Regions from separate parts of the Homo sapiens genome. Here region 2 is linked to region 1. A link is a loop called in an ENCODE intact Hi-C map of the cell type or tissue named here. Cell type or tissue: B cell. All regions are shown on one strand. Each heading gives the region's core, and the rest is flanking DNA. Links, peaks and the distances in the headings are about the cores only.

What was found. A loop is a pair of places that touch in the nucleus more often than their neighbours do. Peaks named below come from ENCODE experiments on the same cell type or tissue, not always from the same donor. Only the 100,000 strongest peaks of a DNase experiment are listed, where the experiment ranks them.
Region 2: a loop joins it to region 1, with 4 times the contacts of the local background. A loop is called at or near these places in 1 of 110 quality-filtered maps.

What each region holds. Positions count from the first base shown.
Region 1 is chr15:69,878,805-69,884,476 of GRCh38, reverse strand. No RefSeq gene overlaps it. Among named protein-coding and RNA genes, the nearest start is that of LINC00593, 46 kb to the right of the region's middle. RefSeq lists an enhancer at 2,841-3,130. In B cell, for the core only: no CTCF peak of the experiment used is centred there; DNase peaks (open chromatin) are centred at 2,476, 3,146 and 3,716; H3K4me3 peaks cover 667 bases; H3K27me3 peaks cover 842 bases.
Region 2 is chr15:69,664,556-69,670,227 of GRCh38, reverse strand. All of the region lies in intron 1 of PCAT29 (prostate cancer associated transcript 29), which reads right to left. Among named protein-coding and RNA genes, the nearest start is that of PCAT29, 75 kb to the right of the region's middle. RefSeq lists enhancers at 1,164-1,243, 3,752-3,801, 3,832-3,881, 3,322-3,936, 4,553-5,168. In B cell, for the core only: no CTCF peak of the experiment used is centred there; DNase peaks (open chromatin) are centred at 1,017, 1,627, 3,087, 3,477 and 1 weaker place; H3K4me3 peaks cover 870 bases; H3K27ac peaks cover 1,760 bases.

The sequences.
Region 1 (5,672 bases), core at 612-4,611:
CAAGTCTTTGCTTTGTCTGTTTTGCCTCCAACCAATCTTTTCTTTTTTTAAATTAACCAAATGAAAAATGTGAACTCAGAGTGTGAAATGACTTCTCCAAGTCCTAATTCAGAAGAACAGATCCTGGACCAGGACCCAGGGGTCCTGACTCCCCTCCCAGTGCTCAGAGCATCATACTGCCTCTTAAAGTGCTTGAATGGTGGCAGTACAGGCATGATGGCCTTTGGCAGGAAGGGATCCTTGATATTCCTCAAACCAAACCTTGCCAAGCCTTGGTGAGTCTTCTTTCCAGGGTCACACAATAGTCAAGAACCTTGTGCTGAAGGCCTGACAGATTCCTCAGTGGGTTAATGCCACTCTGGACAATCACAGAGGTAGCATGGAAAACATCAGGTGGCCTGCCTGGGTGACTAGGTTGCTCAGTGAGCATGAGCTGCAGATAGAGAGGGAGGTGCCGTGTGATGAGATGAGAGAGGACAGGGTGAGTAGGTACTGGGCTCACCGGCAGCGGGCTTCCTGTGCCATTTGTTTTCAGACTGTTGGTTAGCAGGGTCCCGCACTCCAAGCCATCTGCCTGGTTCAGGCCTACCCAGGGCAGGGAACGTCACCTCCTGAGAGCCCTGTTTCACATCTACCTCCCCCACCCTCCCAATCCCTCCCAAGACCCCACCAACCCGTTTTTTCCACAACCTGCAACCTTGACTCTTGCTTTGACACTCTAAGAAGCTTTCTGTCTTTCCCTCTTGACCTCTCTTCCTCCAGCAATTGGATGACTGGAAGGAGGTAGCCTGGACTCAGCTCTCCCTTCCTCTCTGTTCCAAGTCTGTTGGATCCTTGTCCAGGCTTTTCCTCTGCTTCTCCCTTTGGTGCATTTGCATCACTCCTAGCATAGCCCCTGCTGTCCTTGCAGAAGGATATTTCTGAAACAAAACAAAACAAAAAAATTCTCCAAGTCCTCAAAGGAAATATACAAAAACACTGGCGATGGAGGTGAATAAGTCATGAGGGTGGGGCCCTTGTGAATAGGATTAGTGCTCTTATAGAAGGGTTTGACTGAGGGAGTTCTTCCCTTCTGTCATACAAGAAGAGGTGAGGACACAGCATTTGTCCCCTTTGGAGGACACAGCAACAAGGCATCATCTTGGAAGCAGAGAGCGGCCCTCATCAGACAACTGAACATGCCAGGGCTTGATCCTGGACTTTCAGCCTTTGGAACTGTAAGAAAATAAATTTCTGTTTCTTATACATTACTCAGTCTCAGATATTTTGTTATAGCAGTAAAAAAATAAAGAATTAAGAGAGTTTCCAAACTTTAGAAATATGTATTATAAAAGTTGGCGAGCTAAGAGAATCACAGTCTTCAACTTTTTTACCCTCCCATTGAAGACCTGATTGTGATGTGAGTATCAGAGGTGGAAATCGGGGCTGCTGGTGAGGGAAGGGCCTTTGCTGCCTTTTAGGAAGGCAGGAAGAATCCAAAATGGCTGCTGACCATACAAGGAACAAACCATGAAGACCACCATAGGGGACCACTCACACTCAAGTCTGGGCTGCTGGTGCAGCACCTCCAACAGGCACCCGGGAGGAAGTAGCCTGCACTGCTCAGGGAGTGGGCAGCCTCTTCAGGAAGAAGCTTTCCTAGGTCAGAATTCAAACTCGGGTCCATCTGTGTCCAAAGCCTGCATGTGTCTCCATCATCATCTCCCTTTTTAGCACACACATAAGATCATTCTGAATCCCAATGGACTTTGCCTTAGCTTTGTTTATTTCTCCAGTGGCCATAGTAGGGACACATCCCCTTTACCTCCCCTTTCTCCACCCCACTTGTACCACCATCTTCTATAATAATGCCAAGATCACCCACCCTTAGACCCTGAAAGCAGCCTGACACCCTTTTCCCTCTGTGCCAGTTAATCAAACCTTACAGTCTCAGCTCCTGGAGAGTTTGTCTTGGAGTCTGGTACAGATTCTCAGCTCACAGCAAGGCTAGGGGAGAATGCTCTGAACTGATGGTGTGTGTTCTCTCAGATGTTTCACATTTGAGTGTATATAAAAGAGCAAAATGGGCTGAAGAGCCAACATTTGTGCTACAAAAACATGTCATATCAACAACAGCTACCTTGTCCCCAGAGAAAATTAGGTTGTATAGATGTGAATGTGGTTTTTTTTTCTTTTTTTTTTTTTCTGGGGGTGGAAGTGTTGTATTTTAATGCCTGATTTTGGCAGTTGGTGCAGAAAAATAATCGTGATGCCAATGGCCAAATTTTCCTCCATCCAATCTCAGAAAACTCGAGTTTATGTTTAAATTTCATGCAGCAGAGTTATATACACAGTGCATGAGGGCGGCTGTTCAAAATGTACACATTTCTAGCTCCACTGTAATTTTTTTTCTTTTTGCAAAAGGGAGCTGAGACATAAACACCACCCCCGTCTGACTGCACACAAGGTATGTATGTAAGCGACAAAAATAACTCCCCCGGGATTTCTACAGCCAGGCTGTCGTGCACAGGCACTGCACACGCCAGTGCAGATTGCTAACAGGTGTGGCTCGGGGGAAGGATGAAGCCAAGGACAGGCTGTGATGACTGCACGCTGGTGAAGTGATGGCAGAGAGGGGTGCACCACCTCCCTCTCCCACGACCTGGCCCCATCCCCCTTCCACAATAAGTACCAGGCACGATCTTGGGCATCATTGCCAAAATGTGGGATTCCGAGTAGTGCTATAGCTCCAAGATTGGCCTCTGGTAGGAATGTGAGAGGACATAAATGTCATCCTGAGTTTGGTGAGCTGGAGTAGCCACTCTGAAGCAAGGCTGGACTTGCTCCCTACTGTCCACTGCTTAAGAAACCAATGGTCTTAGGTCCCTGTAGAATCTAGGATGACGAATACTGAGGTGCTCTAGAAACATAGGCTGTTTCCGGAGCCTCCCTGTTGCCCGTGAGATAGAAGGAGCAGGACCCTCCCACTTCACAGGTGAGTCTCTGAGAGGCTGAGTCACTGCAGTATGGTCATACAGCCAGGCAAAGGCAGAAAACAGCCTGGACACCTTCTGCTGCTTTTGCAACAGACTATGAGGAGAGGCCCAGGGGAATAGCACGCAGGGTGCAGGGTGATTTGACTGGAGGGACAGAGGAAGTCCTGCCTCACCCATTTGCAGACCTGAAATCCTCAAAGGGAGTCAGCCATTGGATGTTGACAAAATTTCCCAAAGGTGTGTTAGGTGGCACCTGGATTCAAGATGTGCAAAAGCGTTAAGAGGGTCTGTCCCCAAAAAGTTTGGGCAATGCTGATTTAAACAAACGTAAAGCATTTTATACCCCGCAGGACTTCTCAGAGCCCTTACTATGCTAATGACCCAAGGTGGGGACTTAGTATGCAGGATCTTCCAACCACATTGACCGGAAAAATATTTTCACAAAGCCCTTTTCAGACCTAGTGCTTTGCAGACACACACTTTGTGGAATGCTGGATTAAGGCAATGATGAGTTTAGAAAGGCATATTTTTCTCAGGGAGGAGTAAAATATTATTCTAATATTAGTGAAATCCTTCTAAATGCAAAGTGGTTTAACAGATGAGCTTTAAATCATCTGAAAGACTCTGAAGAAATGGGACACAGGAAAGGTAAGTTTTGATTTGAAGAAGAGCAGAGGGAAGTGAAACTGCCTTAAATCCAATTTGAGAAAAGCTTATTTAAATGTGTTGCTGGAAAAAAAAAAAAAAAGAAAGAAAGAAAGAAAAAATGGTTTCAAGTTTTGTTGAAGTTTGGCTTTGTACCAAAAACTCTTAGGCCAAGGTGAGACGTAAAAGGTGCTAATGCGTTGCCCAAGGGGCCTATGTCAGATTCAAGCAAAGCCCAGCCAGAGGCATCTTGGGGGACAGCTGTTGGCTGGGGGTGTGGGGGTGGGATCTGGGAGCTGAGCTATTTTTACTTCATCTTGAAAAGGAGAGAAATAGCTGCTTTCTTAGAGGAAAAAAGCATTCATATATTATTTGGGGAGGCTGTGATGTAAGAACACATCTCTGCTCCATCAACTGTTGATGGGAGTGTAAATTAGTTCAACCATTGTGGAAGACAGTGTGGTGATTCCTCAAGGATCTAGAACTAGAAATGCCATTAGACCCAGCAATCCCATTACTGGGTATATACCCAAAGGATTATGAATCATTCTACTATAAAAATACATGCACATGTATGTTTATTGTGGCACTGTTCACAATAGCAAAGACTTGGAACCAACCCAAATGCCCATCAATGATAGACTGGATAAAGAAAATATGGCACATATACACCATGGAATACTATGCAGCCATAAAAAAGGATGAGTTCATGTCCTTTGCAGGGACATAGATGAAGCTGGAAAACATCATTCTCAGCAAACTAACACAAGAACAGAAAACCAAAACCTTATGTTCTCACTCATAACCAGGAGTTGAACAATGAGAGCACATGGACACAGGGAAGGGAATATCACACACCAGGGCCTACCAGCGGGTGAGGGGATAGGGGAGGGATAGCATTAAGAGAAATACCTAATGTAGATGATGGGTTGATGGGTGCAGCAAACCACCATGACACATGTAGGCCTATGTAACAAACCTGCACATTCTGCACACGTACCCCAGAGCTTAAAGTATAATAATAAAAAAAATGAAGCTCTAATATTCAAGCTCTCAAAGGCAGGGCCTGGGTCTCATTCACCCAGTTTAGGGCCCAGTGAGGGAGGACAATGTTTGTTGGGCTAAACTGGACACCTGGCCCTGGGGTTTTTAAGATGGGATTCTACTGCAAACACCACAAGACCTCCCTTAGTACACAGTACCTTCCGGCAGGATTGTCCTGGAAGTTGTGAGTCTGCCCAGAAGGAGCACAGGGATTGGGGGCAGGTGATTTGGGGGTCCATACCTGCCTCTGCTTCTCTTCAGTTAGGTGGCCACAAGCAGGTCCCTTAACCTCTCTGAGCTCCAGTTTCCTACCTGTAAAATAGGGATCCTGAAAGCTGCCTGGCGTACCTCCCAGGTGACAGGTGGATTAAATGAGAAGTAACAAATGCATGTTTTGAAAGGAAGATGCTGTACAAATTCCAGTTATTATTACATGACAGAATGTAAGCAATGTTAGGAAGGCATCTTCTCCTATCTAGAAATATTGTTTTGCCAAGGCATGTTAAAGGGCCTGAAATGTCATTATTAGAAATTTATTCCCTGGGATGTTAAAGGCTTTTACATGTTTAAGACATTTTCGCTAAAATGCATTTGGGAGGCATCAATATTCAGCCATTATCTCTGGGCCTCTGAGAGTCTGGCCTGAGACATGGACTTTTCCTGGCTGGCAGCAAACCAGCAAACCATTGCGGATGGGGCTGAGGAAGGAGGGGTGTGATAAAGAGAAGCCAGTGTCCCAGGCAGGTGCTCCCCAAGTGTGGGATAGACCAACGCTTCTCACCCCTGTGTGTGCCCACGAATGACAAGCGGAGGGAGTTAAAATGCAGAATCCCATTCAGAGGGCCTGAGCGGGGCCTGAGAATCCTCATTTCTAGGGAGATCCCAAGTGATGCCAACACTACGAGGACCACATTTGGAAGAGCAGTGATACATAACAGCAAGCCCAAATGTCCCCAGAAAACCAGGCTTTGGTGGAAGGCCTAAGCCCTGCGGCGTGTGATGGTTTGG
Region 2 (5,672 bases), core at 832-4,831, 210 kb after region 1:
GACATGGGTTGGGACCTGAGCCCTCTGAACCTCAGTTTCCTCACCTGTAAAATGAGCATCATCCTGAGTCCTGCTCAAGGTGGTCCCTAGGCGCCCATGAGTGCTGGCAAATACTCAGCGTGCCATGAGCATTGTACGAATGTTTCCTTGCTTCTTTCTTAGCATTATTTTTCTATTCCTTAAAATAAGCATAGTAAGACTTTGGAGAAGGAAGGACTCCATGTGGCCTGGAATCGTCAGGACAGGTTTCCTAGAGGAGCTGGGACCTGGGCCTCCACTGGACTTGCTGCGTCTGATCTCAAGCAGAGCTGAAGGTGTCATTATTTGCCAAGTACGCCATTGTTCTGAGATTCAGTTTCCTCATTTGTAAATGGAGATAAGCATAACTAATTTACCAACAGATCACACACACAGAGCTGTCCAGCAGGATGGAAGGAAGCGAGGAACCCAGAGATTTGGGTCCAGTCAGAGTTCTGCCACTATGGTGTTACCCTAGGCAGGTCACGTTTTGTCTCTATGATTTTGTCTCCTCATCTGTGAAATGGGAATTTTTTATTTTGAAGTCACTAGGTGAGTCACTTCACCTCCCTAGAAGTTGCTTCCTCATTGGTAAAATGCCTGGTTGTAGCTCTCCACGTTTTTTTCTCTTGGGTTTAAAGCCCCTGTGGCTTGGATTCTAAGCTAGGGCCCACCCTGTCCCCATACCCTCTCCACCCACCATGCCAGCCAAGACAATACACCCTTGGGGAACCATGTTCAGGTCCAGAGAGAGAACAGAAATGCTTCTGGGCCATATCCTCTTTCCAGATGGCCTTTAAGAGAAACAAGAGGCACAGGTAACAAGGAGGAAGAAACTGACCTTGAAAACACTATGAAACATAAGCCAAACTCTCCCAGATAGCTGCTGGCAGGGTCCCCCCACCCCGGCCCCCATCAGCTACAGAGGCACTTCAGAGCACTTCCTGTCTCATTTGGGGCAGGGCTGGCCAGGATGCTCGTGCAGCCCAACCCCAGCCTGGGTAGGGTGCTCTGACCACAGGCCGGTCACATGTAAGGGCAAGCAGAGGACTATTTTTGATCAGTGGTTAGGAGCCAGTGGCAGGTGACAAAACATGGTGAGCGTGAGCAGCCACAAGTGGGCCCTGGGCTCCTGGGCATGGAACTCTCCCCACTCTTGGCTTCCCACTTCCTGGGGTGCATTTCTCTCTTACAGCCCCACCCCACACCACCACCCTCACTCAGTGGCAAACTAAACACTGTCCCTCCTAGCCAGACAGGGGTCTACACCTGGGACACCGTCAGTGGGGTGTTAGGGTTAGGTTGTTTGCCAAGTTCAGGATTGGGACACTCAGCTTTGAGCACCTCCTGCTATATGGAGGGCTCCTCAGAAGGGGAGGTCTGGAGACTTACGGCCTAATTTCCCTAGTCTCTAGAACAGAGCTCCACTTCCTAGGGAGCTTTCTCCAGTGCCCTCCCCACCATTTCCTCCAATATCACCTTCTTCTCAGGAGGAGGGGAAAAGGCCACAGGAGGAAGTAGAGGAGGGTGGGCAGGAGCCAGCTGGGGGATCAAGAGGGATCAGATGAGCACAGAGCCAGCTGATGGGGCTGCACACACCAGCCTCACCCTCTTTCTGCCTCTTCCCTCCTCCTCCTTTCTTCCCCTCATAGACGATAACTGAGCAGCTGCCATGTGCCAGCCCTGTCTGAGTTCCTGCGTATGCACATCTGCCTCACACTCAGACTCTGCACTCTGGCCTGCTCTCCTGCTGAGGCAGAGGGACCCTGTGGCGAGGGAGAGCAGAAAGAGCTCCTCAGCCTATGAAACTGGCCACTACCACAATTTTAGAAATGTGGTCACTGAGGGCCTGAAAAAAAGCCTTGCCCAAAGGCAATCCTCTTGGGACCAAGGCTCCTGCCTGCTGAGGCTGACGAGGTCCTGGCCAGGCAGCACAAATTCCATGCAGGGATGTCCCTGGGGCCCCTGCTGTGCACCCAGCACTGTGTTGGACTGTGGGGACACGGGGTGAGTCAGGCCTGATCTGGGGATGGGGACACAAACACACACAGAGCCAACTCACTCCTTGGTGCCTGAGGAGAAGCCCTGGCGCTGGAGGCACTTAAGAAATGCCCAGTGACCTTTCACACCACAGAGGGCACAAGCCCCCTGAGGTCCAGGGTACCATTGGCTTGCTCTGCCCTGTACCTGCATGTCAACATGGAGCCAGGAGCTGACCTCTGTTTTTGAATCATTAGCTCCTGAGTTGAGGGAATGTGGAGGAAGTGTCTGGGGGTGGGAGTCCAGACACTCATTCAGCGGCTGAGTGGCCCCTGTTCCACTTGGCAGCCCTAACTGCCCCCTCCCCAGCTTCCCCCTTTCCCAGCACCCTCCCACCAGCACCGTCCTGGGCTCCTGTTACTCAGGGTTCAAAAGACCGGAACACGAGCGATGGAATGTCAGGACAGGAGGGCAGAAGAGGGATTCAGGATAGACTAGGTCCTGCAGGGCCCCCACCCCCACCATGTGGCAGCCCAAGGGTATTGACAAGCCTTATGGTGAGCATCCCAGTGCTGAGGTCCAGAGAGGTACAGTGCCTTGCCCAAAGTCACACAGCAAGAAGGGACAGCAGTAGGCCCAGAGCCCCAGTCTCTGCTCTCATCTCAGACTCCACCCACTCTTGCACGCAGGTGGCTTCCCCAGCTGGTTCCACACGCTGGGTGGATGTCCAGGCCTAGCGTTCCTACAGCTCAGAGAGTGCCTGGTCGGCGGGGGGGGGGGGGGGGCGGGAATGGGAGGGTGCAGAGGGGGAACAGGAGAAAACAGAAAGTGCCAGTGATTCACATTTCAAAATGTCGTGTTATTCCAGGCGCTTTCTCGCTTTGCCACCACCTTCATCCACCCCCCACTTGCCATCTTGAGAACCGGCTGCAGGGTGGCTGGGGCGGGGGGAGGAGGAGGCTGAGACCATCATCTAAGGAAGCTGTGTTTCCACCCTGCCCACTGAGAAGCCCGAGGGTGAATGAGCAGTCGGATGAGCACCGAGCTGGGAACCAAGGGGCCTGGGTGCCAGCCCTGGCTTTGGAATTGGTTGTTGTGAGACCCTGAGCAAGTCCCTAGGCCTCTCTCTACTTCCTTTACATACTTCCCCAGCACGTAAAATGGGGAAGTGGGAAGAGTTTGTGGCTCCCACGACTAGTTGCATATCAAAGCAAAACAAAACAGATTCTTGGACTGCATCCCCAGAGATTCTGATTCTATATGTTAGAGATGAGGCCTGGGAGTCTAATTTTAAAGCATACCCCTAAACCCCACCCAACCTGGTGATTCAGTGCAACCAGTCTACCGAGGCGCGGTTAGAGAGTTCCTGGCTATATGCTTCCACGCGGTTTCCAATCATCTCCAGGACTTATTGACCTCCTCCAAAATGCCCTCCTGGATTTACCCAGCCCTCCCTGCCACGTCTAACCCTCCTCACTTCTGGCCTTGCATCCCTGCCCATACTCTCCTACAGCTCCTTAAAAGCATTTAGTCATTTGTGCCTGTGTGTGCACGTGTGTGTGTGTGTGTGTGTGTGTGTGTTCTACGTGAGCTACATGAGCAAGACGAACCTCCCACACAGCACAGAGGAAGTTGCTCAGCACTGGAGCCAGCTAGCCCCACATTTGGAACTGGACTCTGCTGTGCAAAGTTGGGTGACCCTAGGGAAGAGCCCCAGCCTCCCTGGGCCTCCGTTTCCACATCCCTTAGAGGGCCTAGCCAGACCCTGCCTCACAGGGCCACACACGAGACTCCACTAAGGTGGTGTACAAAGACTTGCGGTGGGGCCTGGGGAGGGGTGTCAGTGGCCAGGAAAGCAAGCCGGGTGAATGGTGGACCCTCCCAGAGGGATGTGTGCTACCCTGGGAGGTCTGGACTCCTTCCTCCCAGTGTGTGCCTTTAGGCAGATGGCTGCCAGCGTAGGTCCTCAATAAAGAATGGGTCCACCCCAGTATCATTCGAGGTCCCCACAGGAAACAGAATTCCCCCCAGGTGGCTCAAATGAAGAGACACAGATGGAGGGGCTTGTGACTGAGTTAGGCAGGGTTAAGGAAATCCAAAAGGGATGGGGAGACTCCTGGACTAGAACAGCTGACAGCTGTCCGCAGCCCGCATCTACAGGGCAGGGCAGGATGTCATGGCCAGAGACCAGCAGGAGTGGGGGCCGTGGAGGAGGGGCCGCCCCACAGGAGCGCAGTCACAGAGGGAGGCAGCTCTTCCGAGACACACGTCCCAGAGGGAGAAGCAGAGGAGAAATAGCCCAGCCCCTCTCTCCTCCCACTGTTGCTTCTCATTCTGGTATCTCCCGCTGGCCAAGCCCAGGCAGTGGTCAGAGGCATGGGCAGCCCTTAGAGGTCCCCTCCTGGGGCACAGAGCAGAGCAGAGAAGCAGAGACAGTTTGCTGGCAGGTTGCTGGGAATAGCAGGGCAAACAAACAAGCAGCTCCTCGGGCAGCCTCTGCTGTCTGGGCATGGGAGGTGGGGCCTGGCTTATCAACCAGAAGACAGGTTTGAGCCTCACCACTGCCACAGACACAAAGGGCGACATCAGGAAGTCGCTTCTCTCCAGGTCTCTGTTTCCTCATCCTTAAACCATAAGGGTTAAACTCTGTCCCGAGCCACCTCTTCCAGGCCTGACCTGCACTTCTCCTCACCTGCCTTTTCAAGAGAGGAGAGAGCCCTGCTGGACAGGAAAATGGGCTTGGAGAGGAGGGAAGCGTAGCAAATGGAAAATTAATTCTGGGCGGTAAAGAGCAGAGGCTGTTGTTTGTGATGTATAACTTACTCTTTGTGTCAAACTGTGTACTGTGTATATCAGTGGGATGGCAAGAAAACCGAGATCTATTACTTAGAGTTTAATCTGTTCTCCGTGTTGGAGAAGAGAGAGGGAGGGGGAAAGAAGACTACAACTTTAATCACAGGCCCGACTCAATGTGTCAAGCTGCTCTCGGGTGTGTTAGTAAAATGATGTCGGATCACAGGCTTCCCAGACAGCGCTGCACGCTGCGGCTTTATCTGCCGAGCTGTAAATTAGCACACCTACTTTACGCTCTTCAGGTAAAACCAGTAATTTAGCTGAAAAATACACACACGCACACATGCACACAGAGCATGTTGGGGAGGGCTCAGGAGAGGGGGCTGCCCCCCTTGAGCAAGAAATAGCTAAAAATGAGCAAACCGGGATGAAAATGACACCACGGCTGCGCCTCCTGTCATTAGCGCCTGGGCTCCTGGTGCCAGCCCCACAGCCAGCCCACCTTCCTTTCTACCTGCCTCAGTGCCTCCCCTACCCCTACCACCCCTTTTTGCCATGAACCGTAAATTACATGCTGACACCTTTAATTTGTGCAAAGTATGCCTGGCTGCGCCTGGCACCAGCAGCCGGCTGCTATAATAAGGTCAATCTATATTCATTGTCGCAGCACTTGATGTGCCAGATAACACAGGGAGGCAGCGCGGTGGTGGCTTCTCCGGGCTGGGGGGTGAGGTGGGGGTGCTCACTGCCTCTCATCGCGGCCTGGCACCAGTTGGCTCATCACTTATGCATGGCATGAGCAATGTTATGATTTAGCTAATCACCATCAGTTATTCATCCGATGGCTGCCTAGAGACGACAGTAGCACACGCCTGCCTGCC